Regions from separate parts of the Mus musculus genome. Here all the other regions are linked to region 1. The links are chromatin loops, found by intact Hi-C in ENCODE. Cell type or tissue: left cerebral cortex. All regions are shown on one strand. Each heading gives the region's core, and the rest is flanking DNA. Links, peaks and the distances in the headings are about the cores only.

The links. A loop is a pair of places that touch in the nucleus more often than their neighbours do. Peaks named below come from ENCODE experiments on the same cell type or tissue, not always from the same donor. Only the 100,000 strongest peaks of a DNase experiment are listed, where the experiment ranks them.
Region 2: a loop joins it to region 1, with 3 times the contacts of the local background. A loop is called at or near these places in 2 of 42 quality-filtered maps.
Region 3: it touches region 1 in a loop (17-fold over the local background); 9 of 42 quality-filtered maps call a loop at or near these places.
Region 4: a loop joins it to region 1, with 8 times the contacts of the local background. A loop is called at or near these places in 5 of 42 quality-filtered maps.
Region 5: a loop joins it to region 1, with 4 times the contacts of the local background. A loop is called at or near these places in 20 of 42 quality-filtered maps.
Region 6: it touches region 1 in a loop (6-fold over the local background); 2 of 42 quality-filtered maps call a loop at or near these places.
Region 7: it touches region 1 in a loop (16-fold over the local background); 2 of 42 quality-filtered maps call a loop at or near these places.

Annotation. Positions count from the first base shown.
Region 1 is chrX:158,919,637-158,924,192 of GRCm38, reverse strand. No RefSeq gene overlaps it. Among named protein-coding and RNA genes, the nearest start is that of Rps6ka3, 330 kb to the left of the region's middle. In left cerebral cortex, for the core only: a CTCF peak has its summit at 1,876 (motif pointing right); DNase peaks (open chromatin) are centred at 2,514, 3,093, 3,759, 4,249 and 3 more places; H3K27ac peaks cover 3,835 bases.
Region 2 is chrX:158,282,394-158,286,949 of GRCm38, reverse strand. No RefSeq gene overlaps it. Among named protein-coding and RNA genes, the nearest start is that of Cnksr2, 240 kb to the right of the region's middle. In left cerebral cortex, for the core only: no CTCF peak of the experiment used is centred there; DNase peaks (open chromatin) are centred at 1,643, 1,985 and 2,413; H3K27ac peaks cover 934 bases.
Region 3 is chrX:158,040,128-158,044,683 of GRCm38, reverse strand. It overlaps Cnksr2 (connector enhancer of kinase suppressor of Ras 2), which reads left to right and starts at 1,487. Exons shown (of 22, transcript NM_177751.3): 1 at 1,487-1,907. The coding sequence starts at 1,844. In left cerebral cortex, for the core only: CTCF peaks have their summits at 945 (motif pointing left), 2,139 and 2,793; DNase peaks (open chromatin) are centred at 1,282, 1,879, 2,148, 2,596 and 1 more place; H3K4me3 peaks cover 3,678 bases; H3K27ac peaks cover 3,609 bases.
Region 4 is chrX:158,849,274-158,853,829 of GRCm38, reverse strand. No RefSeq gene overlaps it. Among named protein-coding and RNA genes, the nearest start is that of Rps6ka3, 400 kb to the left of the region's middle. In left cerebral cortex, for the core only: no CTCF peak of the experiment used is centred there; DNase peaks (open chromatin) are centred at 815, 1,342, 1,891, 2,852 and 1 more place; H3K27ac peaks cover 2,328 bases.
Region 5 is chrX:157,940,187-157,944,742 of GRCm38, reverse strand. All of the region lies in intron 6 of Cnksr2 (connector enhancer of kinase suppressor of Ras 2), which reads left to right. Among named protein-coding and RNA genes, the nearest start is that of Cnksr2, 100 kb to the left of the region's middle. In left cerebral cortex, for the core only: no CTCF peak of the experiment used is centred there; a DNase peak (open chromatin) is centred at 2,111.
Region 6 is chrX:157,484,718-157,489,273 of GRCm38, reverse strand. The region is part of intron 1 of Sms (spermine synthase); the gene reads left to right. Among named protein-coding and RNA genes, the nearest start is that of Sms, 5.3 kb to the left of the region's middle. In left cerebral cortex, for the core only: CTCF peaks have their summits at 2,308 (motif pointing left) and 3,274; DNase peaks (open chromatin) are centred at 1,797 and 2,306.
Region 7 is chrX:158,392,097-158,396,652 of GRCm38, reverse strand. No RefSeq gene overlaps it. Among named protein-coding and RNA genes, the nearest start is that of Cnksr2, 350 kb to the right of the region's middle. In left cerebral cortex, for the core only: no CTCF peak of the experiment used is centred there; DNase peaks (open chromatin) are centred at 1,925 and 2,236; H3K27ac peaks cover 874 bases.

The sequences.
Region 1 (4,556 bases), core at 357-4,356:
TTAATCACGGCTATCAGCATCGCCTCAAGCTGAATGTGCATCCATCGAAGGCAAAACACAGCCCAGTGCAGAAGTGCAACAACCTACTTTAAGATCTGCACACATCACGTGCGATGAAAACGGATTTCGTTTCTAGGCTCTTCCCCCACCTTTAAAAAAAATTCTCCCTTATCACGATTCCTTTCTAGGTGGAGGAGGTTCCACCTGCCCACTCACTGCGTAAACCAAATCTGTGCCTGAAAATTAGACTCCTTCCAGTGTGGTCAGAATCAGGTAACAACAGCTGAATTCAGTTCACCCCATGCCTTCTTTGCTTTCCACTGAGCAGTGAAGTGTGAAGGCTTATCTAAGGAGCAGGAAGGGAGAATTTGGGTTACCCATTTGTGTGTGTGTGTGTGTGTGTGTGTGTGTGTGTGTGTGTGTGACAGGGTTGTCCTGCTTTGTGCCCATTAGTCATTAAACGCATACTGCCCAGGCAGTAAAACAAAAGCTATTCTCGGATAAGTACGAGGCTTAATAAAGAGTTGAAGGAATTTCAAAGAAGGAAAAATGTTTCTGTATTCCCTGGGGGCTACATGGTCTCTGCTGAGTATTTTGATTTGGGGGTACATGGACGTAAAACCTAGCAGATTGTATTCTATACCTGCGTGCTCGCTGGCAGGCACAAAATGTACGCTGTTAACTACAGACGTCTGGGTTTGCTTCTCCCGAGGGGCTGATGGAAGATTCACCAGCACGTGGGTGAAGCAGCAGCCTTGTGATCTGGCTTCCCAGCCTCCGAGCCGCCTTCCAGCTGCCTTATGTAATGTGATCTGTTTGCTGATGGGAGCCTGATTAGTTTCTGGGTGGGAACTGCAAAACCTGTGCACAGTCCCCGTGAGTGCTAGACTCCGCCAGCCTAGTTGAGTTTGTATTTGTCAGGCAAGCAAGGGGTTAAATGGAGCCACACTAAGGGTATGCACGTGGGTGCACAGGGAGGCCAGGAATGGTGTGGATGAGTGATAGAGGCAGTTGAAGTAGTCCGAATAAGAGCAGCATGTGGGTGGTGGAGAGGGAGAAAGAAAAGCCGGGGAAGGGCTTTAGGGAGGAAAAGCAGTCGCCACCAAGCAGCTAACCGTAGATCATTGGCATGCATTCCTTATCAAATGAGAGCAGGACACAGAGACTGAAATCAAGCTGAGCAGAATTTCTAATAGAACTGGCTGACCTTTCAAACGAAGTACTTAAGTAAAGATGGGCAGCACATGGCAGGACTTTTTACAAGGAGGCAAAAAGTGGGCAGCTCAGAGTTTCAGGTGTACTGTATTTAAACAACACATCTCATTGGTTTTGAGTCAAAATACTTTAAAAGTACCCCTCAAGCCACATTTAGTGCCTCAAGCCTGTAATCGTAGCACTCGAGAGGTCGAGGCAGGAGGACTGGTGGTAGTGTGCAGCCAGCTTGGGCTATATAGTGAATTTCAGGCCAACCTAAATTATACCAGGAGACCCTGTCCCTCCAGGTAACTTTATTTGCTCTGGAATTCTTTTTATCGTCCCAAGTTGAGGGGACTGCATGCTGTTTTGGTAGGAGTTTAATATAAATAGCCAAAGTTTTTTTTACACTGTTATCCTTTGAGAGTTGTTTTATTTTCACATTTCTATAAATATGTTCAGCAACAAGGTTTTTGGAGAGCTCCCCAAGAATTTCGCTTGTGAAAGTCTCCATGAGAATTAAAAACAAGTCCCTGTGGGTTCTCCATAACCGCTAACTTTAAGACTAAAAAGTTACATTAATGAGTTCTCTATAAATCTTCTCTCCGTCGATAAAAAATTCTTTTTGGTATGGTAATTTTGTTTACTTCTCTCAAGAGTCAGTCATAATCAAACTTGACCAGCAGGGGGCGAGCGTTCACAGAAAATGCAAGTAGTCCCTGCTCTGGCTGATTTGCCGGATGGAAGAAACAGGTTTTATTCTGAGGTATTTTCAGTTCAAATTCAAGTTCTAGAACTTTGATTTATTATTAGCTTCTCTTACTTGGGGAGAAGGGAGGAGAGAAAAACAGGTCTGTCTGCTACCCGTGTGTTCTACCCCCAACTTTAGGGAAGGGCTCAGAAACCGCAAGTTTTCAGTAGAGTCAAACAGGCTGGATCGTGCATGAATCTGAGAACACAGGCTCCAGTTTTCCTAAAATGACAAATCGCCTCCCGTTACTCAAGAAATCACAAAAGATTCACACCCACCCTTTCTTCCCCCGAGCTTTGTCCTTCTGCGAGTGATTTGCAGTCCCAGACAAGTATTATATAATGATGAGGCAGAGAAGCCTGAAGCTTAGTCTTACTGCTTCTTTCGCAGAAAAGACATTTAAAAAGAAAAAAAGAAAAACGATTATAACACCATCTTAAATGTTTCCGAGACAAACGTTTCTGCCAAGTGTTGGAAGAGTGGGGCATTAGTGTATTAGTTGTGTCCATTTGCCATGGTCCAAGGGAGCAGTTTGAAGGGAAAGATGGAAAGATACAACTTGCGGGTGAGTGGGAAAGGGCCTGCAGTTCCAGGACATCTGGCTCTGATCCCGGCTGATTTAGCTGGCTGAGTATTCTTGAATTCCTTCCCTTCCTGGTCTTCAGTTTTACAAGCTGCAAATGATGACACAATGCCTTCCAATCTAACATGTTACCCTTCTCTCTAGAATAAATGTAGATGACATTGTTTATTTGACTTCTTTCCAAGAACACAGCAACATTCGACAACCAAGACAACATTGTTCAGGATATTATGGTATTTCAAAAATCCCCAAAGTACTTTGTATTTCACATTTCTGCAAACAGTGTCACTATTTATCAACAATTTCCTTAGTGTTTTTATAGCAATTATTGTCTGAGTAATTCTCTCTGGGGAATCCTAGTTAGGTACTGTGTGGTATGGAAAAGCCTTCAATTTTTTTTTTCTTTTTTTTCTTTTTGCTTCTTTTCTTTCTTTTCTTTTTGGGGGATGGTGGTGGGGAGACAGGGTTTTGCTGAGTAGCTCAGGGTGGTCTTCATGCCTCTACCTCTTGAATGATGTGATTATAGGTCTGTGCTACTCTGTCCCCAGCAGAGCTTTTGATCCCTACGATGCAAGCATCTTTGGGGATTACAGTGAGACTTCAGTGACTTGATGTTAAGCACACAGTAAGCTGGGATATAGGAGCTCTTCAGTACTATTAGTGCTGTTAGTGTTTGTCAGCACTGCTAAAAGATCCAATGCACACAGTTGATTAAAAGGGGTTCATTTTTTTTTAAACCTCAAAGACCAATACAATATTTAGCTCTTTTGTTCACATATTTACTAACTGAGGAACTTCAGAATTTCAAAAAATCTGCAGGGGGATTTTTTTCCCCCCAGAGACACTATCCTGTCTTGGAAAAATCATCTTATTAAGGTGAAATTCTGTGGTTGTTGGCATAGCTTTGCAGCCTACAGGGGCAGTGTGAGGAAGCTTTCATTGTCCAGGCCAGAGAAAACAAAACATGACTGAAAAATGATCAAAATAACAACAGCAGCAGAAATGTAGGCTTAGGTTTAGATCACAGATCTGCCTTTTATTTGCTGTGTGACCTTGGAAATATTGCCCCTTCTATTATTTCTTATGTCTCTTTTAGTGCGTGTTGCTCAGCTGAAGGGAGAAAAGAGAGACTTACTGACAAAAACCAGTGAGAGGCAACACCAATACCACGCAGCTCTGCTAAACTTAGCCCACAGGGTGAAGCAGCCTGATTGAGCATGTGTGTCCCAGGGATGGGGCTTTCTGTTTTTAGCCCTCTGACCATATGCATATGCAAATGCAAAGAAAGCCCTGGTGCCCTGCTCACTGCCTCCAGTACTCAGTTTAAATTGCTGCAGGATGCTTTCTTTAAACACCTGTGACTCTGCCTGACTCCTTCTCTGTCGGAGGGATATGGCTAGCTCATAATCAGAGCAAATTCAGTGTGTGACATTTAATGTTTCTCTTGCCACAACAAAACAGCTTTCAACTGATGCAGGTTCCAGTGTGGGTGAAGAAAAAAAAATTCTCTCTCTCTCTCTTTATTTTTTATTTCTTATTATTTTTTTTGTTTGGGGTTTGGTTTGCCAGTTGGGTAGATTCTGAGTTGTATATCAGGCCTGCCTGGAAAAATGTGACCCCTAGCAGTCATGCAGATTGGATCCATTCTAATGCCCCAGTGTTCTAACAGTTGTCAGAAACATTTGCCTCAGAAACATTTAAGACAGAAAATCATCTTGCTCTCCTCTTCTCATCCCTACTGGTATGGCCGGGGGAATCAGAATTCTGATCATTGTTTGTGTGCCTTCTGGGGTACCCTGCCTAGGGTTCTGTTTCAAAATCAATATGTGATTTTTCTGCACATAGAACATGGGCTATGATGCCATGAAGATCTAGGTCTGAACCTGGGAATCACCAGTTTTCTGCTTTCTAGTTTGGGTCAAATTCTTGAACATATCTAAGACTCAATCTGCATACTCACCAATGAAGCATGAACTGAAATCTAGTCGGCCTGATGGAATAACTGAATTCAGTGAAGTGCCTGCCACA
Region 2 (4,556 bases), core at 231-4,230, 640 kb after region 1:
ATCTGGACTGAACAAGAAGTTTTGCTGCTGGAAGAAAATGTGGAGTGGAAAAACTGAAAGAGAATTAGTTTTTACGGTTGGAATACGATTTCTTATACCTAATTTTCTCAGGATGTACATACCTCAAAGGATGGTGATATATATATATATATATATATATATATATATATATATATATATATATATATATATATATATGTATGTATGTATACACACACACACACACACACACACATATATATATATATATATATATATATATTTGAGCTTTAGGGTGAAAAGTACTTTTTTGTTTTTAAAACATTATTGTCTTATCATTAAAACATGTGTTCAGTACTTCACTAGAGTTTGGAACTAGCCATTAATTCATTATGCTGAAGATGCTAATTATGCTATGCATTGCTCCATCCCTGTCTCTGTCCACTTTCCTGAAAATTCTACCTTATCCTCCCAAGACTGGTATCTCTCTCATGTTCCTTTCTTATCCTCCTTAACCCATCATCCTAGAATACTTTCCTCTTCTATGATAATCCATAAGCATGACATCCGTCCTCAGAACTGTGGCAATAAAAATGAGTGTGTGTGTGTGTTGTATGTTGCACTCCAGATTTCTAAATACTACTAACATTTCTGGTTTTATGGATTTTAGTTTGAACTAAAAAAAAAAAAGATCATCGCATCCAATTTGGTTTACTACTCCAGAAGACTTGCCCCCCTCCCTCTTTGGATTACAAGGCACCTCTACATGGTGCTCAGTTCTCTCTCCATCAGGTAGGCACCATCCACACCCTGTTCAGTGACTAGCAAGTAGAATTCAAAAGAAAAACATTATGATTGGTAGTACAGTGAGTTTTTAATCTAGAAATGTTTCTTTAACTCCTCAACAGAAACAAAATACCTATGATGTTTTTTTCTTCCTTTAAATTACCATGTGCCAAAGGTTCATGGCATAAAACCAGAAGTCATCTTATAACCTTGAAGGGAACCAACATATATTACATTAAACACCTGCTTCTCTGACTTAAAAAACAAATTGCAAAAATAAATGAAGCCTTTTCCCTTTAAGTGTTGTTGACTGTTGTGTCACAGTTATTAATAAGTACAATGTTGCTTAAGGCCAGTTGGTTTAAGTTTTCTCTTACTTGCAGCCTTTACCATTAAAATGGATATGAAGATGCAGCTCCTATCAAAAACTGATACTTGCCATGGTCCCTGTGAACATATATCACAATGACACTGCTTGTTTTCTTCTGGTTTTCAAAATTGCCTTAAGAAAATATCTATGATTGGGTATAAAATAGAGAAGCTAATGCAGGAAGTTTATAAACTTTTAAAATAGTGAGAATTTCCTGCCTTGCTCTATCAGTTTTACCCCTCTCAAATTTTTTTTCTTATTCCAATGCCTTTTTCATTTCTCCCACACAACTGAATTTTAGGTTCACTTCTAGGCTAATTTATCTCCAGGTTTTGTTTTTTGCTTTTTTTTTTTTTAACTAGCAAAGGTTTACTTGCCAAGAGACTGTTGCTAGCTGTAGCAAACATGGCATGGTCAACAGATAGTTTTGAGGAAACCTGGAAACAGGGTTGACAGTTGGGAAAGGCGAAGAAGAATAAAGCACAACTCAGCCAAAATTCCATGTAACATCTGAGCTTTCCCTCTTACAGAGTCATTTTTACTAGCAAAGAATGCAATTCAGAGCTAAAATTTCAGCAAAAAACAAAAAGTACAGAAGATCTGAGGAAATTATTTGAGACTTACTGATTTTGTAAAACTTGTCCTTAGAGGAACAAGTCATTCTTGGTAAGAAAAATATTTATAATTGAGTCATTTCTTAATCTCTACAAATCTATTTCAATTCAGAAAGCATTCAATGGGAGCCTCTCATCAGCTCAGTCCTGCACTGAATGGTTGGTTTGAACATAGAAATATGAAACAAAACAACACTGTTCTCTGTGCTAAAACAGCTCACACCTGGCTCCGATTCTAGCTAAAAAGTGCTAAATCGACATATAAATAAGGCTTTTTTGAAAGCAACAAGGGTAGATATCCAGTGCTAACTGGAGTGCCTGGGGACATCACACAAAATAGGATTTGAACTATATCATAAAGGATGAGGAAGATTCATAGAGAAGAAGAGACCCCAGATGAGAAGATTGGAGTGCAAAAAAAAAAAAATGACACTTCCAAATTGACAATGGAGCATACAACTTGTATGCTCTTTACGACTTTCTCTTTGAATGTTAGCTAAACAGCAAGATTCATTTGCTTATCTTCCTTTCCCTGACCTGCCAGGTGTTAGAATTTCTCCATCTTTGGCTATTGTTCAGCTCGCCTCAGTTTGAGCACTACAATTTTAGGCATAACTTCTGCTCTTTGTGTGACAGTTCTTGCATAAAACACATTCTCAATGCTTTCTGTGGTATTCTTGATGCAAGGAACAGATGGCAGAATCTAAAGTCATTTCTCTTTATAGACCATTCAAGATGTAAGTGGTGGACCTGGATGCTGTGGAATAGGATGCTTACAGATCTTTTATGCTGTTTTCATTTCAATTGTTTGATTGTCTTTAAGAAGCAGCAACCATTCCTCATATATGTATTTAAATAGTAGAAATTTATCTTTATTTTCAATCCTTCCTTAACTATGCAGATTTTGAATAGAATTGCTTGATTTAACTTTGTAACACAAATATAACACCCATGTTATAGTATCCTTTGACATTTGTTCAGTGTTGGCCTCATACATCCTAGTCTCTTTATCACACAGTAGACATATGTGAAGCTCTCTATTCTATGTTTTCTCTAAGAAATACAACAGTGACTATAAATAAATAAAATAGTGACTATAAGTAAAGTCACAATAAAGTGACTATAAAGAAAGGTTATTAAGTGTATAAAACCAACTGTTATTTGGATGATATACTGAGAGTTCAACTACTTGGTAACAGTAATCCTTAGTAACTCACTGCAGCTTGTTTTATATTAATCCTATAGTATTTAATATACAGATATTAATACTCAATTATTTTATAATATTTTTATTGATTCTTTGAGAATTTCATACATTGTGTTTTCATCATACTCATATCCTTCCCATCTCTTACTACATCCATCCTCCATCCCATAGTGATCATATTTTGTGTCCATTTAACTTTGTAAACAAATAAATATATATATATATATGTATATGTATATGTATATGTATATGTATATGTATATGTATATGTATATGTATATGTATATGTATATGTATATGTATATATACACACACACACACATATTTTAAAAATCCCTCAAGTCCAATTAGTGCTGCCTATATACTCTTGGGTGTGTGACCTTCTACTATAGTGTGCTACCAATCAGGGGCTGTGCACTCAAAGAAAATGACTGATCTCCCAGCAACTTTCAAATGCCTATAGCTCCTAAGGTGGAACTTCATGCTCACCTTCCTCCTCCGTGCTAAAATTTTATCTGACTTGAGCTTGCACAGGTCTTGTGCATACTGATATAGTGACTGGGTTTTTATGTGCAACTGCACTATCTTGTTCAAAAAACAGAGTCTTTGTAGTTGTCCAGTGCTTCTGGGCTCTTGCAATCTTTTTGGCCCCCTCTTGTACAATGATCTCTGACCACTGGGAGCAGGGTGTGTGGTAGAGATGTCTCATTAGGACTGAGAACTGCATAGTACTCAATTCCCCAAAATTCTTAAATTGTATGTAAGAAACATAACAATTAAGCACAGAATAAATGATGCTATACTAACAATACTCATTATACATACAGCGCTGCATTAATAATGCAGCCTGAAAAATAAAAGAAATCCTCACAGAGGAAAGCTTATTGGCATTGTCTACAGAAATAAAGAGGATTATCTGGAAGACAGAGGCATAAAAGATCTTGAATAAAAGGAGTACCACATAAAAAAAGAATGAGGGCAAATAGTGGTTTTAGGTCATTTTAAGAATCACAAGAATTTTGATGTTGCTTAAACCTAAAGTAAATGTGAAAGAATGGCAGGAAGTACAGAGGTGTAGACAAAAACAACACCAAAAAGTTGCTGGCTAAATACAAATGTCTTTTACCCATTCTAAGATATGTGATACTTAATCTGTTGATCAATAATAACAGATTTTGTTTATTTTTGTAAAGATTTATTTATTTATTTTATGTACATGAGTACATTGTAGCTGTACGGATGGTTGTGAGTCATCATGTGGCTGGGGGAATCGAACTCAGGACCTCTGCTCACTGTGGCCCCACTTGCTCAGGCCCAGAGATTTATTTATTATTATATGTAAGTACATTGTAGCTGTCTTCAGACACACCAGAAGAGGGTGTCAGATCTCATTACAGAGGGCTGTGAGCCACCATGTGGTTGATGGGATTTGAATTCAGGACCTTCAGAAGAGCAGTCAGTATTCTTGACTGCTCAGCCATCTCTCCAGCCCCACATTTTATTTATTTTGAAAAGAATAGGCTTATGTAGTGGGATATGCTAATTTTTTTAATTTCCTAGGTTTCTGTTGTTTTGTCTCCCTTTTCATTTCTGATCGTGT
Region 3 (4,556 bases), core at 321-4,320, 880 kb after region 1:
TTAAAATTTTATTTGTATATTTTGGAGTTTGGGTTATTAGTAAACAAGTCTGAACACAAGCTTCTTAAATGGTATTTGTTTGTAGCACTAGCATAAAAACATCAGTGTGTTATCTACTCCTGTTTTGCCTTCTCCTGTGTTGGGGGAGAACTTGCCAAGCCATGCCAACTGAAGAAAGTGGTGTTCTGTATCTTATAAACTTGAGTTAGACAAAATGGGTACCGAAGGAACTGACATGATTTATTGACATTATTGAAATGATTATAGAAATAAAAGAAGTTGCTTGTTTACTCAATGTGACTGTTTAAGAATTATACCGAGGGGGGAAAAAAAACAAACCAGCTATAATGGTGGTAGAGCTTGCTACTAGACGCTCTAGAATTGTCATTGAAAGTGAAGCCTCATTTAGGCAAAATGTGTATTTCTAAACGTTGCATAGAAGCATGCATAGGTTTTTTGAAGCAAACAATATGTGAAACATTATGTTTGCAATTTGTCACTAACTTTAAGTCCTGTTATTACTCTTCCGTTCTTATATAAGAACGACTGAACACAAAATGACATCATGTAAAATAGATGTCGGGGACCTTGTGTTGAAGGAGGTGGCCGACAACTGAAGCAGAGCCTGGGAAGAGGCACGTGTGGGTTCTGGAGGCTGGAGCCTCTTGCAGTTGACATCTCTGACTTCCCGGGTTCCTTTTATCACCCAGGGTAGATCCGACAGCACGAGCCATCTAGTCTCCTATGGGCGTCTCTGGCTAGATCCTGACTCCCATCTGCGGAAGCCCACATCCCGTGTTCTCCGCAGGGTCCGGAGGAGTCACCTCGGGAGCCAACTCAGCAGCCGCGAGGGCGACAGAGAGAACAGTCAGGACTCCCATTGTCACCCCAGCAGTTCTGCGGCGTCCCCTCCCCCCTGGTGGCGAGGAGAGCTTGGGACAGGGGTGCTATAGTACCCTCCTCCGCCACCCCGGGTTGTCCGTTCAACTGGTGGGGCGACCCGTCTCGCTGACTCTCCTGGAAGGCCACTGGGAGCCACTCTCCTGCCGCCGCCGCACCTGACTGCCTAACTGACCCCGGGGCTGGGCGAGCCTCCAGCTGCAGCGGCTGGCTCCGGGGCTCCAGGCGCTGCCGCACACGCCCTCCCGGCGCGGCTCCGGCCGAGTGCGACCCCCGGGGCGGGAAGGCGGGAGCGCGAGCAGCCCACACCTGGCCCGCGAGTCTGCTAGAAGTCGGGCGGCGGCCACGCGCGCTGGCCCACGCACGCGCACAGGGCTCGCGCGCACCGGCTGCCGGCCCTGGGGGCGGGACCGCGCGGCGGCGAGCGGGGCGGGGGGCTCGTGGAGCGCGCGCCCCGCACCCGAGGGCTGCGGAGAGATATTTTGGGTGGCAGGAGGCCCCTCGTCATTTCCGCCGGGCGGCTCGTCGTGCCGGGGGCTCCACTCCCGCGCGCCAGGCGAGCGAGCGGGCAAGTTGGCTGCGACCGTGCGCCGGCGCCTCTTCCTTTCCCCGCCGCGACCTCGGCGGCTCGAGCCATGCACTGAAGCCCCTCGGGACGCTCACCCCGGGCTGAGCCGCGGACGCCGCAGCTGCGGCTGCCGCCTGGGCTGGGACCTAGCCGACCCCGGCGTCTTACCCCGGCCAGCTGGCCGGCCGTCGCCGCTCCCACCGCAGCCACCTCCGACGCTCCAGCCTTGGGACCGAAACACAAAAGCCACCCTCTCCGCGCCGCCCACCGCGGGAGGCTGCGGCCGGCCACCGACCCCACCTGAGGGCGCAGCGGGCTGCGGACTTGGCTTTCTGTCCGAGCTCCGCGTCCCACGCGGCACCGACCCCGCCGCCCATGGCTCTGATAATGGAACCGGTGAGCAAATGGTCTCCGAGTCAAGTAGTGGACTGGATGAAAGGTAATGCCCTCTGTGGGGAGAGCGAGGCGACACTGGGGCGCAGGGTCCCGGTACGAGGGAGGGGTGCCCGCTAGGGCATAACACGTCCTGGGAGCTTCCAACCAACTGCTGAGGGTCCTCCCTGGGGATGGACAGGGGTCCTCTGGCTCTGGCAGGGGCCCGGGGACCCTAGACTTCTTTTGTCTTCAGCTGGAGGGGCGCGGGGAGCAAGAGGGCGGCGGGCGCCACCTGGTTGAAGCTGGAAGCAGGGCGGTGGAATCCCCGCGCAGCTTCCCCGCTTCCCGCTTCCCTCGACGCCTTCGGGTTGAGAGGACGCGGCGACCCTGTTTCCAGGCTAAGGGAGGAGCCCGTGGGACCTATTCTCGTGGCTGCCCCTTCACCAGCCCCTTTGTTCCTGGAAACCCGAGGCCCCTTCTAGGTCTCGCCCTGCCAAGTGCCTTCCCCAGCGCCAACTCTCCTGGCAACTTTTAAGCCCGCATAATGGGGTCAGGATGCAGTCGCTCCAGTTGGAAGGTGGGAACCCCCTCCTCCATGCTGGGCTGAGGATGATCGGGAAGGGAGCGAGCTACTTTAGGGTAACATGCTTCCCTTAGGGCAGCATCCAAGCTAATATATGTGGGATCCCTCCTGTGCACCCCAGCATGTCCTTTGCTTTCCTAGGTTGAGGTCTGCGGTGGCTTTAAACCTCTCGCGGCTTCTTGTTAAGGGTCCAACATTGGGTTTAAAGTGATGCGCATTCAAGTATTCTCCTTTCTTCCATATTGAAGGCTCCCCCACACACACACCCGACAATTTCTAATGACCAGTTTCAAACCTTAGCCCTCCTCCTAGACGCAAATGTGGGCTTTTTCTCTAGTCTCCTGGCTTTCCTGTCTCACTATCTCCCTCTGTTGTCTGAGTTGAGGGGCTTGTTGGGGACCTCTCCAGTCATCCCCAGACTGAACTCTGCAAAGGGGATGCTTACATTGAAATAAAAGATTCTTGGACATGCTTGGAAAATATGAGAGTTTTGCTTGAGGTCGTACCCGAGCAGGCAAACTTAAGATATTCTTCAAGCCTTATCTGTGAAAATGCCCCTTTCAAAGAGGAAGGAGCCCCTTTCCTAAGGCTTGCTTAGCAGTCAGACTTTCTAAGCTCTATATACTCAAAGATGGAAGGGATTGAAGGTAGTAGGGAGAAATAAATTCTCCCCGAATCTTTCCCCCACCATTTCGGACATTTGCCTATTCTTCTAGGGTTTCTCTTTATGTGTTTTGCTTCCTTTTCTCCCTGATTTGCCCTGTTACTTCTCACTTACTTTGATTTTCTCATCTCATATGTAAGAAAAATGCTTTGTAACTGCGAAGCACACTGTAAGTGCAAGTGAATTGAATTAAACCTAATTCATTATTTATCCACTGCCCCTTGTGTGCAGTGCATTGGTTGCCATGGGGGTTATAAAGATGACTAAGACAAAGTCTAACAGTGCCTCATCTTTTCTGCTGCTTGTTCTCTTTCCATATTTGCTATTAAAATTCCAGCTTCCTGGATTCACACACACGCGCACACACACACACACACACACACACACACACACACACACGCCTCAGGAAAATTCTGTCTTTTCAGTTTCTTAGTCATGGATGACAGAGTAGTCACAGGAAGTAAGAATGTTGAATTAAAACGCTTTCTTTGAATTTCTCTGAAAGGTGAGTTTAGTTTGGGTCTGTTGCTGCAACAACATTCAGACTTATGGTGTCTTGGCTTCATGGGATTGCCTTCTAGAAATTCCCATGATGCCTGTAATGAGCACTGCATACTCCATCTTCTTTACCTCGTACCCAGTTACATGCTTGCGGCTTCCTTTCTCTCCACTGTTTTAGGTTCCCTGAAGCAAGCACAGCATATGATGTCCTTTAAAAATCTCTCCAGTGCAAAATGTAGTTTCTTTGAACTTTGGAAAAGATTATTTCCTGTAATTTTAACTTTACATGATATTTAAGTTGAATAACTTGTTTTTTGTACCTGTTGGTGACACATTTTATAGTTACCTAAGAAGATCAGTTAGGTAACCAAGATAGAATTTACATGCCTTTGTAGAACAAAAGACTGAATAAGACTAGGAGAGTATCTGCTTTAATTATCAAGTTCAGGTCCCAGTTAGCTGCTTAGTCCTAAACTGCTTATTGTTAAATTTTCTGTGATAGTCATATACATTTCAGATCCTATCAGAAAATGAGATTTCTAAAAATAGTTGGAGGAGATGAGAATTTCCTCAACTTGCTCTTTATAGTGTTACCTTAGTTAATTTTCTCTACTATTTTTCCCAGTAAACTTTAAAAAATGACATTTAAAAGATAGTTTTTCACTTTCCTCAGTAACAGAAATGTTGGAAAGACGACTACCAATTTAGCCTATAGCTTTGAGTTGATTAGACCTTGCTTAATGATTTTTAAATATATAGTGTTATAAAGTCAGTATTAAGGCATGAACAACATTTTATTGTTTGTTTGTTTGAAAAGGGATATCATATAGTACAGATTGGCCTTGAACTTCCTGTATAGCCAGTCATGACCTAGGATTTTGGATCCTGCTTTGTCCACTACCCCAGAATTGGGATTACAGGTATAAGCCACCACTCCTGGTTTTATACAGTGGTTGGGATCGAAC
Region 4 (4,556 bases), core at 307-4,306, 70 kb after region 1:
TTAATAGCTAAGTAGTACTCCATTGTGTAAATGTACCACATTTTCTGTATCTATTCCTCTGTTGAGGGGCATCTGGGTTCTTTTCAGCTTCTGGCTATTATAAGTAAGGCTGCTATGAACATAGTGGAGCATGTGTCCTTCTTACTGGTTGGAACATCTTCTGGATATATGCCCAGGAGAAATATTGCGGGATCCTCCAGTAGTACCATGTCCAATTTTCTGAGGAACTGCCAGACTAATTTCCAGAGTGGTTGTACAAGCTTGCAATCCCACCAACAATGGAGGAGTGTTCCTCTTTCTCCACATCCTCCCTGCATCTGCTGTCACCTGAATTTTAGATCTTAGCCATTCTGACTGGTGTGATGTGGAATTGAAGTAGTTCTTAAGAAGTTCCTTTTAATTCTTTGATGATTTCATAATACATATGTACATAGTAAAATAAAACATGTTCATAGTCACCTGCCATTTCATCCCTCCCACTTCCCCTAGACCTGCCCTCCTCATGTCTACCTCCAAGCTTCATGTAATATTATTATTATTCTTTTCATTGTTATTAAATTCAGTTAATTTAGTGCTGTCCATATGTGCATGGGTGGGGAACATTTCATAGGAGCATCAGCAACTGCCAGTGGCTACACTTTCAAAGAAGGATCTTTCTCCCCTTGCAGCTATCAAGTGCTAGTAGTTCCTTAGTTAGAAGTAGGGCTTCATGAGTCCCACTGCTGAGATGGTATTTGCTTGCATCCTCAATGTTGAATTCCTTAAAGCTCCTCCTCAGAGAGCTATTGTATGGATGAAATGGTAGACTAGAAAATCTCTGCAAATCTGAAAGTGTGGAACAAGTGTTTTGAAAGATGGCAATTTTCAACCCTTCAAAGCTTTTAAATGAAATTTGCAACTTTCTGTGAATTTTTTGTCTTCCCTCCAAATTGAAAATAAGCTTGTCAAAAGTGAGGCATGCATTATTTGATCTGTAAATCTCTAATCTACAATGTTCATCATGAAAACCCTAAATTCCTTTCCTTAGCTGGTAGTTTTCTGCAAAGTACTATCCATATATCACATATGGGATATGACTGTTGGCTTCAAGAAAAGAAATCTGCTTCAGGCATGTTGCTAAGTGGAAAAATACACTTTAAAAGCATATACTTGGTTCTCTGAACAAAACTATCTTGGGTTTTAAGCACTGGTCTTCAACAAAACTGACAGGCAAGGAATGATTATTGAGCTGTTGGTCTGCTCTGTGCATCTGGACACACAGTGTTGAGTAAGCTGTCAATCCTCCCATCTCTCCAGGCTATTTTAGGGATGCTCATGGTGAGGTCATGCATATCCATTTCTGTAGTGTTCTCCCACTCTGCCCACTCACCATGTGTTCTGCTGCTGTGATATTTTTGCTCACTCTCATAGTACTCTCTCCCTCTTACCTTAATTCCCTCCCCCAGAGAAGAAAGTTAATTCTTCAAGTCCACTCCCCCTAAACTGAGAATGTGAGTGAGATTTGGAAGGACTGCTCACCCTGCTATTTTCCTTTCTTATCCGCTTCAGGTTCGTGTTGAAATGACTCAAGAGTAAACAGCTTGATATTCTTTAAAAACAATGCTTCAATGGAAGAAAAAAAATAGATCAATGGTAAAAGAATGACATTTGTTTCTCTATGACTTGTTTCTGCTGTTTCCCAACTTTCACATTTAATTCTACTGTCTTTCATGCAGTTTCAGGTCTGCAGAAAGATGTTTCTAAAGGAAAAGAAAATGACCAAGTCATACATTTAATAACAGTACAAGGCAGAACCTAAATACAAATATCTTTGCACTGGATTTAAATAATCTCTTTGTTGTCAGTGCAGCACCATGGGCATAGAAATGGCTTCCAGTCTCATCTCTCTCGTCTCCTGTGAATTAGCAAAACCACAACCCAGCTTTAAGGAATAGTTTTATTTTTAAGTCTTTGGCTCAGCTGTCCTTAAGTGATTTTATGTTATGTCTTATCCCGGTACTATTGCCTCTTTGACTCTATCTTTTGACAAATATACATAGCTAGACTTGTCGCTCAGTTGGAAGAATGCATTTGTGGTTTGCAAGAAGCCCCCAGCACTGCCTAAAACCAGATGCCCTGGCACAGGTTTGTAATTTGAATACCTGGGAGGTGGAGGTGGGAGAATCAAAGCAAGTTCAAGACCAACATAGGATACATGAGGCTTTACCTCATGAAATGTTTTATTTTGTTTTTTAATACTTACCCTCAACTCTAGATAGTTTCAGATGGTCTGAATCCAACTCTATTCTTTCACTTAAAGGTTGTTTAAAAATGATTACTACTCATGGGAAGTTACAAGAATGAGACAAATGTTCTGTGAACTCTTTAGCTTATCTAGCTAACAAAGGACACCCAGTAAATCTGGACATTTGGATAACTAATGGATACTTTTCAGTATAAGTATATCTAATCCGAAGCCTGAGACATAGCTATAATTATCACGTCATAAAGTAACCTGGAAGAATTCCTGCCTGTTCAGTGTAGAGAACAACTAGATACATACTTATATTCCTTTGTGCCCTTTTACTTTAAATATTTTCAGAACTGTTATTATATTTAATTCTGTTTTATGGAATATTTACATGTTTCAAATGTGAAGGTTACACCATTATAATTCCAGTGCTTATGATCTTTGAACAAACTGAGATTAGTTCATTTTAATTTTTTTTTCAAAAGATGTGATACTTTCCCCTAGGTACCACTCTTTTGTGGTTACTGCATAAAACAATTTTCTGCAACAGCATCATTTCAGAAAGATAGCCTTCACAACAGTATGGCTGTCTTTTACGTTGCTTTAAAACAAGCCACCTCATGTTTAACCTAGAGAAAAGCAGGATTCATGCTAATTAGCGTTCCAGTTCCTTTCATTTTGTACAGCACTAAAAATATTTCACAAAGTCCTTGAATGGAAAATCAACAGGGAGATTTGCAAATGTGATCCTAATTAAGGTGTTTGTGTTTTATTTTTAACAACACTGTATATAGGTTTTATGATTTGGAATTGGGAAAATAAGAATGAATTAATGCTTGTCTTTAAAAGGCAGTTTTGGGGGGGTATGAATGAATTACTTAATGTTCATTCAATTAAAGAACTTAAAGATGATTTGGTGTATAAGTCTTTTTTGGATACTTATGAATATGTAAAAATTTTGACAGGTTAAAAATTCAGAACTAATCAATACTTATTATGCCAACTTCAGTGTTACTTTTAGTGTTGGGAGGGAATACATGGTCTTATACAGGCTGGGTAAGTTCTACTGCCCATCCTAATGCATGCTTACTATAGAAATATTTGAAAGTCATAAAAAGTGAAAACACTATCTCTTTCCAAATTACTTTACCTAAAAGAAAATCATAGTTATTGTAGAGATAATTCTTTTTAATACTTTCCTATGTTTATTTAACACATTTGGGATTAAGTTAGGCACATATTCATATTTACTTTTTCCATTTAACATTAAAATATAAGCCCTTTGGTATAATATTAAGACTTTGTAAATCATTTATTGGCTATTTATCATTCTACTATTCAACTTGGAATTAAGATTTTTAAATCATGTTATCTCTTGATCCAATTGGTATAAAGCATATGCAAGAACTTAAAGGCACTTTAAAATATGATTATGCTCTTCCATAGAAAAGTTTTGGATTCTCGATCTTACAGCACAAGCAATTGCTATTCTATTCAGGAATTTTTCCCCGGTGCAATACCACTTCTGGGCATATATCCAGAAGATGCTCCAACTGGTAGGAAGGACACATGCTCCACTATGTTCATAGCAGCCTTATTTATAATAGCCAGAAGCTGAAAAGAACCCAGATGCCCCTCAACAGAGGAATGGATACAGAAAATATGGTACATTTACACAATGGAGTACTACTTAGCTATTAAAAAGAATGAATTTATGAAATTCCTAGGCAAATGGATGAACCTGGAGGGCATCATCCTGATTGAGGTAACACAATCACAAAAGAACTCACATGATATGTACTCACTGATAAGTGGATATTAGCCCAGAAACCTAGAATACCCAAGATATAAGATACAATTTGCAAAGCACATGAAACTGAAGAAGAACGAAGACCAAAGTGTGAATGAACTCTTTGATCCTTCTTAGAATTGGGAACAAAACACCCATTGAAGGAGTTACAGAGACAAAGTTTGGAGCTGAGATGAAAGGATGGACCATCTAGAGACTGCCATACCCGGGGTTCCATCCCATAATCAGCCTCCAAGTGCTGACACCATTGCGTACACTAGCAAGATTTTGCTGAAAGGACTCTGATATAGCTGTCTCTTGTGAGGCTATGCCGGGGCCTAGCAAACACAGAAGTGGATGCTCACAGTCAGCTATTGGATGGATCACAGGGCCCCCAATGGAGGAGCTAGAGAAAGTACCCAAGGAGCTAAAGGAATCTGCAACCCTATAGGTGGAACAACAATATGAACTAACCAGTACCCCCTAGAGCTTGTGTCTCTAGCTGCATATGTATCAGAAGATGGCCTAGTTGGCCAT
Region 5 (4,556 bases), core at 391-4,390, 980 kb after region 1:
AAACAAGAGTATCTTACTAAATAAACCTGGAGCTCAACACACAGACTAGCGAGCAAGCACCCCAATACCTCCTATTTCTCCTAGCCCTTGATTGCAGTCAGGCTCCATGATGCCTGACATTCTATGTGTGTGCTGAGGGCTTTTGGGTTTTTTGCATTCTAATCCTAGTTTTTATTCAACACACTCCTTTCGCTCTACACAAGTACAAACACAACCTTATCTAAAATGCTCCAAAGTTATAAAACTCAAAACAAATTTTATAGTACTGACTGTCCAATAAAAGCAAAAAGGGACAATGTACACATTGCCAAGGTTAACCTGCAACATCACCAGGAATGGCAGGTGACAATGGGGATGGGGTAGGTTTCATTAGCTACATAATAGCTATTGAGATTATTAAATTGAAAGTCATGATATCAAAAGAACTTTATTTAATCAAGTCTCATCTAACTTACAATAAATATCCCCAAACTGCATAAATACTGGTGCAAACAAATTAGATATGCTAAGAAGAAGCCATAAAATTTTTCATATAACTGTTAAATTGAAAATATATGATACTTTGAGAGAAAGAAATTGTATTCATATAACCATTATGTCAGTTTTTATTAGGTATTTTAATCTTGTTTAATTTATAAATGAAAATTCATCATACTTATGGTTGTATAAGTAAAATAATACATAGGACATACAGTGTTTGATCCTGTTCTTACTTGCAGATATACCCTAGGCTTTTAGAACACATCTGCATGAGCCTTTGCAAAAGTAATTCATATTTTAAAATATAAACACTTTTCAATGCATAATATTGAGTATTTTATTTTTTTCTTCATCTCCTCTTTAAGTTATTTTCATAGCATAATGTGTACAGTAAAAAATGAGCTAATACAACATTAGATTAAATTAGATTTTTGGGGAATCAGAATTAAATTTTCTTACTAATTTGCACCAGAAGCATGGGAAACAATAGACATATGAAGTGAGCCACAGTTAACTCATGGGCTTTAGGGACAATTTATTTCTCTATGACTATATTGTCCCGAGAGAGAGATCTTTTTTTTTTTAACTTAACACAGGTTTGTATCAGCTTTTTAGAATAGACATAAACTTAAAATGGTAAAAACCAAACATCTAAATAGTTTGGAAAGTGTCGTTCAAAGACAAAGAAAAATAAATTAGAAGTTAAGATGGGTGGTAGAAAGACTTTCTGTTTGCCTTGTATTTTCTTTGCAGCCCTATAGAGTAAGTATTAATTTTCTCAGTCAGAAAGTAAGAAAAGAACCATGGATTCTTTAATAATTATTTTGTATCAAATAATAACCAGGCAAGAATTTATGAGGTAAATCTAAATAAAATATATCTGACATTTTTTAAAAAATATCTTTTTTGGGGGGGAGGGGTGTTTATTTTAGCTCACTGTCCAAGTTCTTCATGGCAGGAGATGGAGGAGGCAGGATATTGAGGCCACTAGTCATATTACATTCACAATCAAGAAGCAAAAAAACCAAGGAGTGCTAGTACTCAATTCATTTACTCAATGTTTGATATACAGCCAAGATTCCTGCTGAGGGAATGAACCCCTGACCGTTAAGATAGTCTCCTCCAGTCGCATCACTTGATCTAGTAGAAATCGTACCTAGCAGACTCCCTCAGAGGCTACCCTTAGTCTGGCTGTTTGTGCACAGGTGTGTGCGCGCAGATGCTTCTCTTCTGAGTGACCCTAGATCCTGTCACACTGACAAAAGATGAACTCTCCAATCAATCTTTCTTTAGAGAAAAGAAATCCCAAATTCTTATATTTATCTCCCCCTTCCCAGTTAATGGTATTAGCTGTTTTTGTAGCTGTCTATGATAAGAAAAATTTTTAAAAATCCGAGGCTTCCTTCAATATTTTATATCTAATTATTTCAAAAGTCTTCATCCGAAACAGTTTTACAGCCTATTTCTTCAATCTTGTCAATATGTTTTAGATCAAGCTTTCATCAAATTTCTCCTGTCTTATTACAGGAAGCATAACTATTCAGCCCCATGACCTCCTTTCCTATCTCCACTGGACTCATTTCTTGCAGCATCTGTGGAGGGTGGATCTAAGAATAAAAGTAAAAAGTAGGCCCAATGATGTCAGGGATTCCCAAGTTCTCAACCTAACAGCACATACACAGAACGTCGCTCATATCCAAATTTGGAATTACTAAATGTAGGTATGAGCAGCTTAAAAGGATATTTCTAAATGTGAAGTTGCTTAAAGAACCTCATATGTGAAGAACGGTGAGAATATATCAACTGAATTGATATTTCGCAGGGAGAGAAAAAATCTAAAATGTTGAATATAAATGGAAAGAATTAAGGGTGACTCTTATGATTCATATCAAATTTGCAAAAGATTAGAGGCTTTATATGAGTTATTCAAGATGCTATTTTAAAATGCACTCACTTTTGAATAACCTTCATATGTCATATTTAAAATAAATCAGTTTGAAAATTTGACTAACAAGCAGTTGCTTAAATATATAAAATGCAAAGGCATGGGAAAGACTGCAAATAAGTGTGCTCAGTTGTAATTAAGTCATGATTTGCTTAAAAACACAATACTTAGAAAATTAAAAGCTGTAGAAATGAGATCTTTTAGAACAATTGAAATATGGATGACAGAAGAGAGATAATGAGTTGAACAGAGGGACCTATAGGCATCATTGGAGAAACTTCTTGGCTCCAGGCTTCTTTATCTGGTGAGCTGTATGATCTCCAAATATGCCTTATTTTACCATCTTGATTATGAGGCTTTGGCTATTATTGCTTAACTGGTGTTTGGAGATTAAATGAAGCAAAGATCATTTGAGCAAGCTGAGTAGGGGAGAAGGGGCTGTTCAAAATTAACTCCTAATGGAAAACAAAACAAAAATGACAGAGATGGTTTGAATGAAATGCAAAGCCAGTAGTCATCGCATTTTCAGAAAAAAAAAATGATATTTGAATGACAAATTTCTTTACCTCTAAACAGGGTCAGTCATAGCTACACCACATAGACTTCATTAAATAAATGTAACATACTTAAAACAACCCCTGGCACATTGTAATAAGTATTAGTGAGGATGGATGGATGGATGGATGGATGGATGGATGGATGGATGGATGGATGGATAGATGGATGGATGGATGGATGGATGGATGGATGGATGGGTGGATGGATGGGTGGATGGATGAATGGGTGGGTGGGTGGATGGATTTTGGAGGATGATGGTGATGATTTGTTTTTCTAGTCGAAATAATGGTTTGTTGGGGGCTTTGCTGCCTTTCCCACTTTATTTTCTCACAATCTTTTAATGTACAAAACTAAAACAAAATAGTAATATTTACCTTTTACAAATATTGTTTTAGTCCTTTTATTAATTTTTTATTAGCTAAGGTAGAAGCATTAGCACCAATCATTTTCTTTGATTTTTTTTTTACTTTTTTAAAGATTTATTTGTTTTATGTATGTGAGTATACCGTAGCTGTCCTCAGTCACATCAGAAGAGGGCATTGGATCCCATTACAGATGGTTGTGAGCCATCACGTGGTTGCTGGGAAGTGAACTCAGGACCTTTGGAAGAGCAGTCAGTGCACTTAACCACTGAGCTATCTCTTCAGCCCTTCTTTGATGTTTTTAATATTATTTGCTTCCCAATAAGTAATGAGATGAATATAAACTCAAAACTGCATATGACATACACAGTCACCAACATAAGGTTGAAGATTGCCATATTGTTATGGCCATATTTTTCCATAAATACTTTTGTTTGGGTTATTTATTTTATATTAAACTGTGAAATTTCATTTAAGAAACTGTAGTTCACTGGTAAACAACCTTCTTTTAAAGTAACATTAATTTCATTTCCCATTTAGTGCTTTGCTCAGCAGTTTTCAGAACTATTAGCTTTTCATATATGACATTTGGAAATGACTTTAAAATTGAAGGAACTACCTTGTCATTTTCTTGGTCATTCCAAACCATTAACTTTTCTGCTTCATTTTTCTTTTATCTTTTCACTGAAATCACAGGGATATTTGGGTATCTCATTATATAGTAAACATAAAAGTATGAGAAAATAATATAGAAATTGATTTCATTGTATAATTTTAAATGTATACTTTTCTGCAGATATTGTGTTGGTTATTGTTAAATCTCTTGTATATCAGACAAGGAATAAGAAAATATAAAATACTACAAATACTACAAAATAAAGGAGGAAAATGCAGAATGCTACAATATAAAAAAAGAAAGTTTATATAAGTAAGATTTTATTACTGTTTCACCTCCAGCTAATTACAGATAAAAGCTAATTGCAGATAGAATATTTCTATTGATGGCTACTTTAAATTGTAAAATTATAGCAGTATAATAGGTGACTAAAACATATACACAAATTTGCCACGTAATGTTAGTATGAATTTTAGAAAATTAAGCTATGTTTAGTATATTGAAATACTGTGCTGAATTTTATGTCTTTATGGCAATTTCACTTTTCAAGTAGTTACTTGATTGAGTATAAGCTTCTTTAGATAGCCTTAAGAAA
Region 6 (4,556 bases), core at 343-4,342, 1.4 Mb after region 1:
CTTATTATCCACATCCATATTTTAAAAATGGGGTGCTTTGACTACATCACAAGGATTTTTAAATTCCCTTCCTTTCCAAAAAAGGGGTGCTTGGTTAAAAAAAACAAAACAAAAACAAAACAAAACAAAACAAAAAAAACCCTCCATGTGTGAGGTCTCTAAAAACATTTAATTGTTGATAGTGAGTCAAAAGGCATTCCTCTTGGCATGGAAGTATTGGATGTGACTCAAGGGTGAGTCAAATGGCTGCGGAGCTTGAATGCATGTTCTCCTCCTCCTGTTTGTTGGTAATCCTTCCTAATGGAGCAGTTCCATGCTGTGATTTTAGTGGAATTAAACTGGAACTCCTTAGCCATGTTATTGTTTCAGTTCCGTCTAACCTAGTTACCAAGGCAAACTACCTGCAACCTAACCACTTAGAGAGTACTTAATCCGTCTGCCTGATGAAGGAACTCAGAAAATTGTTTTTTGCTAAAACAAATCTCATCTTTGGTCATCTTATAAGTGAAGTGTTGAATTCTGAGGAGTGTTGATCTCAGGAAACATGAGATTCCTTTTTTCTTTTTCCAGCTCAAACCCAACAAGGATAAATTAGTCCTGAGTATCTTGGGGACTGGTAGAGGACATACTCTTGTTCTGGTCCCAGCCCCTAATCAAGGCTCTGGGTATGTAGAGGGTAGGATGTGATATTTTCTCCTGGCTTGTTGGAGTAGAAGTATAAAAAATTTGATTTCATTGGTTATAACAGGTAGGAGTGAGTAGTCGACATAAGTGGGAGAACGTGCTGATTTTCAGTGAAAAAAAATATAGGTGTATTTTTACCCATTCAAATTGAAAGGCCCTTTGGGTTGGATTTACTGGCCCCTGAGTGAATGAATCCCTAGATGCTAATAGAGTGTGGCTTCGCCCACACCTTTATTTTACTTGGAGTGCCCCTACCAGGTCCAGGTTCTGCTTTAAAGTACACATTTGAAGCATGCTTGTGCGCCTTTGGCAGGCCTAGTCCACATTTTAAGTATCAATAAATTAGGCCCATTGAGATTTCCAGATTTGGGGAGGGAAGAGGAGCTTGTGCAGTGGAGCCTTGAACCCAAGATATTCTTGCAAACTGAATGATGGGACGACTCATGCCTCCCCTATCGTCTTTGAGATTGACAACCTTTATGTGAGATTACCTATTTGATTGCAAGGCCTTTGCTGCTGTCCTAATTGCCAAATCCCTTACTTTTTAAGGTAGTGATTGCCTATTGGGGTATTTTTTCCATGCCCCACAGTGTGAGGGAAATGTGGTGGTTTCTGGAGAAATGGGCTTGGAGACTTCAGCTTACCTAGCATACACAAGTCTTGTGTTGATTCCTCCCACCGTGCCTGCAATCCCAGCACTTACTAGGTGGAGCAAGAAGATTAGACTTTAATAGCCATCTTCTACTACATAGTGAGTTCAGCCTTGCATTCCTGAGACCCTGTCTCTAAATAAAACAAGACTGTAGCTATGCTATAGCTACTCTAATAAACACGTTAAAGATACCTAAAAAGGCCTACTAGAGCCCACAAATTTCAGTAGTGCCCACACCGGTAATTGCCCTAAATTCTGGCTAAAGGCATTTCAATTATTAGTATGATAAGCAAAACTCCTCAGGTCCTTCCTGGAAACATCTATTTTGCATGCAAATTGTTACGGAAGGCTCCACCTTCCCCCAAGGTGCTGGTTGTTTAGTGCTTGGCGATTACTTCCTGTTGAGCCTATGTAAATTTGTGGCTCTCCTAATTTGCCTGGGTGAACTACTTTCTGGTGGAGCCGTGCCTTCTTTGTGTGACTCCAGTAGCTAAAATAAATTGTCAAGCTTTAGCCATTCCTGATTATATTTAGCCATTTTCTGATTCACCAGCACCTCATCCTTTACATTTCTCCTCCACAAAGGATTTCTGCCTTTTTGGCTTTAACCTTAGAGCCTTGAGGGACTGATGACTGGGCAAGAAAGCTTTGGTTCTACCCTACGATGAACTTTCTTAAATGGTGTTTCTTAAATTTCCATCATAAACATCTTCCTTTGGGTTAATTCAGATGCTTGATTCCAGCACGCGGGACAGAATCTCTGGGGTTCAAGGCCAGCCTGGTCTACAGAGCTAGGTTTAGAATAGTCAGAAATGTTACTCAGAGACTGAGAAACACTGTCTTTGAAAAACAAAACAAATTAACAACAACAACAACAACAAGAATAAGAATAAGAGTTTTTACTGCTTTTTCAGAGGTTCAGAGTCCAGCAGCTTACAATTGCCTATGAGTGCAACTCTAGGGAATCCGACTCCCTCTTCTGGCCAGTGTTTGTAAAGGCACAGGATGATGATGTTGACGGCCACAGCAATAATATAAAAGAACCCAACACTAAACAGAAGGCAGTCCCTCCAACTGTATCAGAATTCTTTGACACACTTTATCCCAAGAACCTCCTCTGCCCTGTCCTTGACTCTTTCTGTGAGAGCACCTGCTCAGGGCACTCAAAATTCACTGCTCATCTGTTTTCAGGCTTCTATTTCTTGGCCACAGTCTCACCATTTGTCTCCATTGGCAGAAAGGCTGGATCATTTGATTCCTTTTCTCATTTACAAAACATCCTTGGGTCCTCAGTACCTTGTGGATGAATATAAACTCAGTTATCAGCCCAGAAGATCAATTCCTATCCAGTTCTTGCTTTTACTGAAATCCCTGCATCCAGCCTTTCACTTTGCTTTGGTGCTCCGGGTGTCTCAGAACTAAACAGCTTTGGAGGAAGACATTGATTCTACTTTGCTAGGTTTTCTACCATAAGTGAATTGTGTTTGAAATGATTCGTAGACTGCTTGGAAGAGGGCCATGATTAGAATCTGCCTTTCTTTGACTTGTCTGATTTGCTTTGTTGCAACTTTTTTGTTGTTATTTAAATCAACTTCTCTTTCCTCTGGATTTGTAGAATATTCTTCTGTAGCATTGATCATTCTCAAGATGGTGGTGCATGCCTTTGATCCCAGCAGAGGCAGGCAGATCTCTGAGTTCGAGGCCAGCCTGGTCTACAGAGTGAGTTCCAGGACAGCCAGGGCTACACAGAGAAACCCTGTCTCGAAAAACAAAACAACAACAACAAAAAATGACTTCAGCCATAATAACCCTGTTGCTGGGAATTTATTTTGTGGGCTTACAATTAAAATTTTGATCAAAGTGTATTGTATGAAACATTTTTAAAAAGGCAAAATGCTTCTACATGATCTCAATTTCTTTCTTTTTAAAAAAAGATTTTATTTATTTTATATATGTGAGTACACTGTTGCTGTCTTCAGACACACCAGAAGAGGGCATCAGATCCCATTACAGATGGTTGAGAGCCACCATGTGGTTGCTGGGAATTGAACTCAGGGCCTCAGGAAGAGCAGTCAGTGAGTGCTCTTAACTGCTGAACCATTTCTCTAGCCCTGATCTCCATTTAAGCTGATGGAGGTAGCACATGGTAAAGTCAATTTGTACTTTATATCAAGACACCTCTATTAGCTTTCATTGGATGCTTTTCTCTTGTTTTAAATGCTTTGGGAGGTACACTTGCTGCTGAAAACGTAGAACCAAGGCACTGACAACCCCTTCCTCCCCTCTCAATAGAGGAAAGGTACTTTTTCAAGTCAACTAAAGCCCCGTATGAGCCACTGAAAAGGAGTTTCCAGTCGAAGAACTGGTAGGCAATTTGTCTTGTTTGTTTTGAGAAAATAGAGTCAGTTTGGATTTTGCATTGGCGGAATTACCAGTTTGGAATCTTCTCATCTCCTCTGCATACAATTAAAATCTGTATTTGAATTGGCAGCTCCTTAGGAGTTGAGGCTAAGGCCCTGAGGCCTTTGGTAACTTTGATCTTGGTACTTTTGTTTTTGGATTTGCTGTCTTAAAGAATAGTGATGCCCATCTTTAATTTAATCGCAACCCCCTAACCTATCTACACTAAACTAATCCTTGTAGCTAAGGATTCATTTATTAAACTACTGGACATTTGCAAGAGTGTGGTACCTGTGATCTGCAGACATGGGAGATACTGAGGTAGGGGGATCCCAAGTTCATGCCAAGTAAGGCATCATTAAAAGATATTGCCTGTGGTTGTATGTTTAAAAATTGTCCAGTATGGCTATGAGTGACTTGACTTTTTGGAGTCAGTAATTATTCTGGGTGTTTAATCTACCATTTCACTACAATTGTAACCCAAAACTGCTGGTGAGCCCTGCAGCTCTACCCACCATTTCATGGTAGTTCAATTACAAGCTTGCTTCTTTTGAAAAGTGAAGAAAAGTCAACTTTGAGTCTGCAAACCAAGGATGTAAATCATGCACAACTGCTCTTTTAAACCCTTAACAACTAGGCATTTCCATACTCACTCAGGAAGAAATTCTGCTACCCTATGGTGTGATGGGCCTGGATTTCATTAAAACAATAGTGTCATGTGTCGTCTTGGAGAAGTCATTGAGGACAAGGCTATACTAGTAATCAAGCCCCAAACCCAAATGAGGCAATAGCTTTTCTAGATTCACTGAGAATCTTAGCT
Region 7 (4,556 bases), core at 280-4,279, 530 kb after region 1:
TTTCTGAGATGGGATTTAAGGGAACAGTCTTGCTCTTCAGTTGTATTAATATATCCAGGGCTTGCTGTAGTAGTAGAGCTGGATTCTGATGGTGGCATATTACACTGGCTTCCATTAATTACATTCTTTAGCTGGCCTTTAGTTATCTAGTTTCTCTGGTGTTAGTTGGTCTGAGTTTTATGTGTTAGATTATGTCTCCCAAGAGTCAGATGCAGCTGTATGTCTACAGTTTGAGCAGGCCTCCTATGAGGCAAGTAGGGCTGTGGGTACAACTGCTGTTAGAACTTGCTGGGTTAGAATCTGCCTCTTGGGAGGCAGGCAGAGTTGTGGGATGGGGCATAGTGCAGTGTTTACAACTGCAGCTGGGGTAGGTGTAGACCAAAAGGAAGATGGAGCTCCTACCAGACAGGCAAAACTCATGGCTGCTAGTTTTGCTGGGGTTCCTGCTGGTGGGGATATTGGGGCATGGTTGTCAGGGTGTTGCACTTGTGTGTGTCTGGTTATAGCTTGCCTCTTGGGAGGCAGGTAAAGCTGTGGTGTGGGGCACTGAGAACTGCTCCATCAAATCTAAGATTTTTAATAAGTATAATTGAAGGGTAATAGAATAAAAATGTAACTAGAAAGTTGAAAGTGAGCTCATTTCATCAAAAACAATAAGAACTATTTCTAGATGGTCTTAAGTTGAAAGTGGTTAGGTCCTCCAAAAACATCTGGAATGTCCTGGAAGACAAAGAGCTAATGTCTGTTTTAAATGTCAGTACTGGAAATGGTTTGAGAATCTGGTAAGTTTGAAAGAAATTAAGAACATGGCAGGGTATGCTAATTACACAAACTTTTAATGAGATAGCCAAGTTGGTGTCAAAGATGCTGCCTCAGAGAATACCTAAGATAGAGCAAAATGGCAGGAAAGGGTCAGAGGTGAGTGAGAAGCCAAGAGAGGAGTTTCAAGAGTCAGAAAGTCTTGGAAGTTCAGCTAATCATTTAGTAATCACCAAACCAGATTGACTTTATTTAAATCCAGACCAATAACAGCTTAGTAATAATGCATGGGTATTTATAGACTATTCCATTATTAGCCTTCAGCAATCAGCAAAGGTAAGTTAAATAAAAGAAAGCATAGCATAAATACATGAATGGAATCATTAGTATAAACTACAGTCTACCAGACGTTGTGCAGGTATTTTAGGTCTACAAGCTGTACTTTTTATGAGTCTAGTCTGACATCTATTCTTTGAATGGTTCTAGTAAACATGTATCAAAATAGACACTGTATTGTACCATCCAATTTTTCTTAATAAAGAAATTCATGCCTCAGTTGCTGAGAGTGCTGTCAATGGAGACAGCTGACAGTTGGCCCTTTAGTGTTTGTCTAAGCTTCTCAAGGTCATGCTTACCCCCACCCCCCAAGAGATATATTCTAATGACTAAAATAGATGAGCACATAAAAGTCTGATTATCTTGGTCTATCTTTTGATCCATGGCATTCATACTGCTTAGTTAACAGTTTCATTTCTACCTGAAGCTACTTCTTTCCTCGGTCTTCTACATAATACTTCTTAAGAAACCTTTCCTGAACCAAAATGCTTCCCAATGTTTGCCTCCCAGGAAAATCTCTCTGTGACCGCATGCATTCTACATCAATTAACTCTCTGCAAGTTTTAGACAAATGCATTCATCTCAGCAGCTTAAACACGGGCCTATTGAAATCTCACATTCTTGAAGTTTTAAGGTTGGAATGTTTTAGGACTAGTTCAGTCTCAGATTCCCAGGATTTTTCTCTTCCTGTTCTGCTATCCTCAGCATGGTGGCTTTCTGACTGATCTCGGTACTTTTCATAGTCACAAGATAGCATCACATGTTGGAGTGAAAATATCCTGCAGAAGAAAATAATACTTACACTTCTCATGTGGATCTTTTTTAAGAGCCAGACACCCTTCCTCAGAAGCCATCTGGCCAACCTTTCCTTAGTTACTGGCCAGAGCTGATGCTCACATTTCTCTCCAAACCAGACGCTGAAAAGGAAATGAGATATTTGAGATTTTCAGATACCATTTAGAATCTGCTCCTGAACCCTTTGGAGGATAGATATAGCCCTAAAAAATTCAGAGTAACTATATCGTCACAATCCTACAATGTGTTTATTCAACATTTTCCTTCCAAGCAAATCATTTTATATAACCTAAAATCTAGGTTAGGTAGCTGGAGGGAACTGTTATTTTTATATAAAGCACCTGGATGGGCCTTCTGTGAATCTTCTTGCAAGGACAATGAAATGACGTGTTTTGGCCACAGGGTGTTTTATGCATGTTCTTGTTTTCTAACCACCAGTGAACTGAGCACTGGACATATGTGTATTTTCACTAGGGTTTGAATTTAGTAAAAAGCAGCATTACCTCATATCCTGAGTTAATTTCATTGACTTGGAAAACACAGAGATGCCCAATTTCAAAATCAACCAGCCACAACAGGACAAATACTGTATGATTCTACTCCTATGAGATACCTGGAGTAGTGGCTTTTCTAGAGATGGAATTAGAATGGGGTTTCTGGCACTGGGGTGGGACAATTAATTGAGAATTGACTGTTTAATTGGTTTAGATTTTAATTTTGGAAGATTTAAAAAAATCTGTGGGTGGATGATAATAGTTGTGTAATGATGTGATGGTACTTAAACACTGATGAATTGTACTCTTAAATGGTGGAAGCAGTAAAACTTATGTACATTTTAACATGATTAGAAGAAGCAGAAACTGGGGATATATAGCTCAGTGATAGATCACTTGACTAAAATTCTCAAGGCCCTGGATTTGACCTCCTGGACTTGGGGAAAAATATTCTTAGGGAATGCCTGTGGAAAGAAGACTCCAATAGCTTGAATCTCTGACAATTTTTAAAAATTAAAGTATAATTACACCTTTTCCTTCCTCTATTTTTATCCTCCACCCCTTGCACTTCTTCCCACATTCATGGCTTTTTTTCTTCAATTGTCATTGCTGAATGCACACACATATACATATACACATACACATACACACACATACACATACATAAATATATAAATATAACATCAACCAGCTGAATGTATTTAGTGTTGTTTGCATATATGTGACTTCGGAGCTGACCATTAGTATTGAGTAACCAATTAAGAGTCTCATCCCTTGAAGTTTCTCTTTATGCATACAGCGACCATTATAAAGCCACAGCTGGTCAAAATTTTCATCACCTACTGGAATTCTTTGATGTATAAATACCTGCTTCCAACATAGTATATTATATTATCCTTGTAAAATGTCTTTGAGAATCCTTTAAAAGTTTTATTTTATTTTATTTTATTTTATTTTATTTTATTTTATGTCTTTCAGTATTTGCCTACATGCGTGTATATGCACCACATGCCTGGTGCCCAAAGAGCTCAAAAGAAGGTGTCAGATACCCTGGAACTTGAGTTAATGGTGGGTGTGTCCCACAGTGTGGGGGTTGGGAATCAAACTCAGGTCCTCTGCCAGATAAACAAGTCCTGTTAATCATTGATTTTAACCCTAATATTAAATGGTTGTGGCTCTAGTTCATCCTGTAGCAAAATTTGTTCTAAAGAGCGGTTTGAATTGAAATGGTTAACTCTTCCTAAACATTGATGGTCTTAATAAAGAGTGAGCCATTTTAGTTAAAAAAAATAAAATGCTTAACTACTTTTCTAATTATGTCTTATCTATGGAATCATTGGTGCCATTTTCTGAATTGTGAGATTAATAAACTGTGTATGGGGCAAAGTGATCATGATTGGCTGTGTATATTAATGAATTTTAATATATTGATTACAAATTCCATAAATCCCATCCGTAACCAAAGTGTGTCACTATAATAAATGCCAGCTTATCTCTTGCTAAGAAAAGACCCACTGAAATATTTTTAGCGACTTAAAGCTTGAGCTAACTGTCCATTTATTGATGTTTAACAAATTTACTGTAGGGAGAGACTATATTAGGTAAATTACAAGGACATTTTTCAACTTTATGATTCTGTGGTATGCTGGATTTCTGAAAATGACTCATTCACAAAGCATGTAGAGATGCATACTAAGGAGATTGCCAAACGATTGGGGTTCTTATCAATACATTATTTCTCACCATCCTTAAATTCAGATGTCACTATTGTGAAGCCAAATGTCTCCAACAGCCACCCTGTAGACCGCCTGACATGTGATCTGCATAGGAGATTCCATTGCTGCCCATCCATATCCTTTTTGTATTCAGGCCTCAGAGCAATAATATCATACTGAAAGTACATAGAATCTTCTGTTTGATGATTTACCCCCGCAAGGCATATATGAGTATATATATATATCATCTCTTTCATGTGGCAGGCTGAAAGTGCCAAATAGTTAAAATTTCTACTCGTCCCCAATAATAATTGAAAATGAGGAGCAGATGGCTTAGCTTCCTTTTTCCTTGAGTAGATGACTCTGAGTTGTCCTTTACCCTATATCCTAGGGCTTCCTACTAGGAATGAACTCTGTTACTTGAATCGGGAACATTCTCACACTGAAACATTGGCTT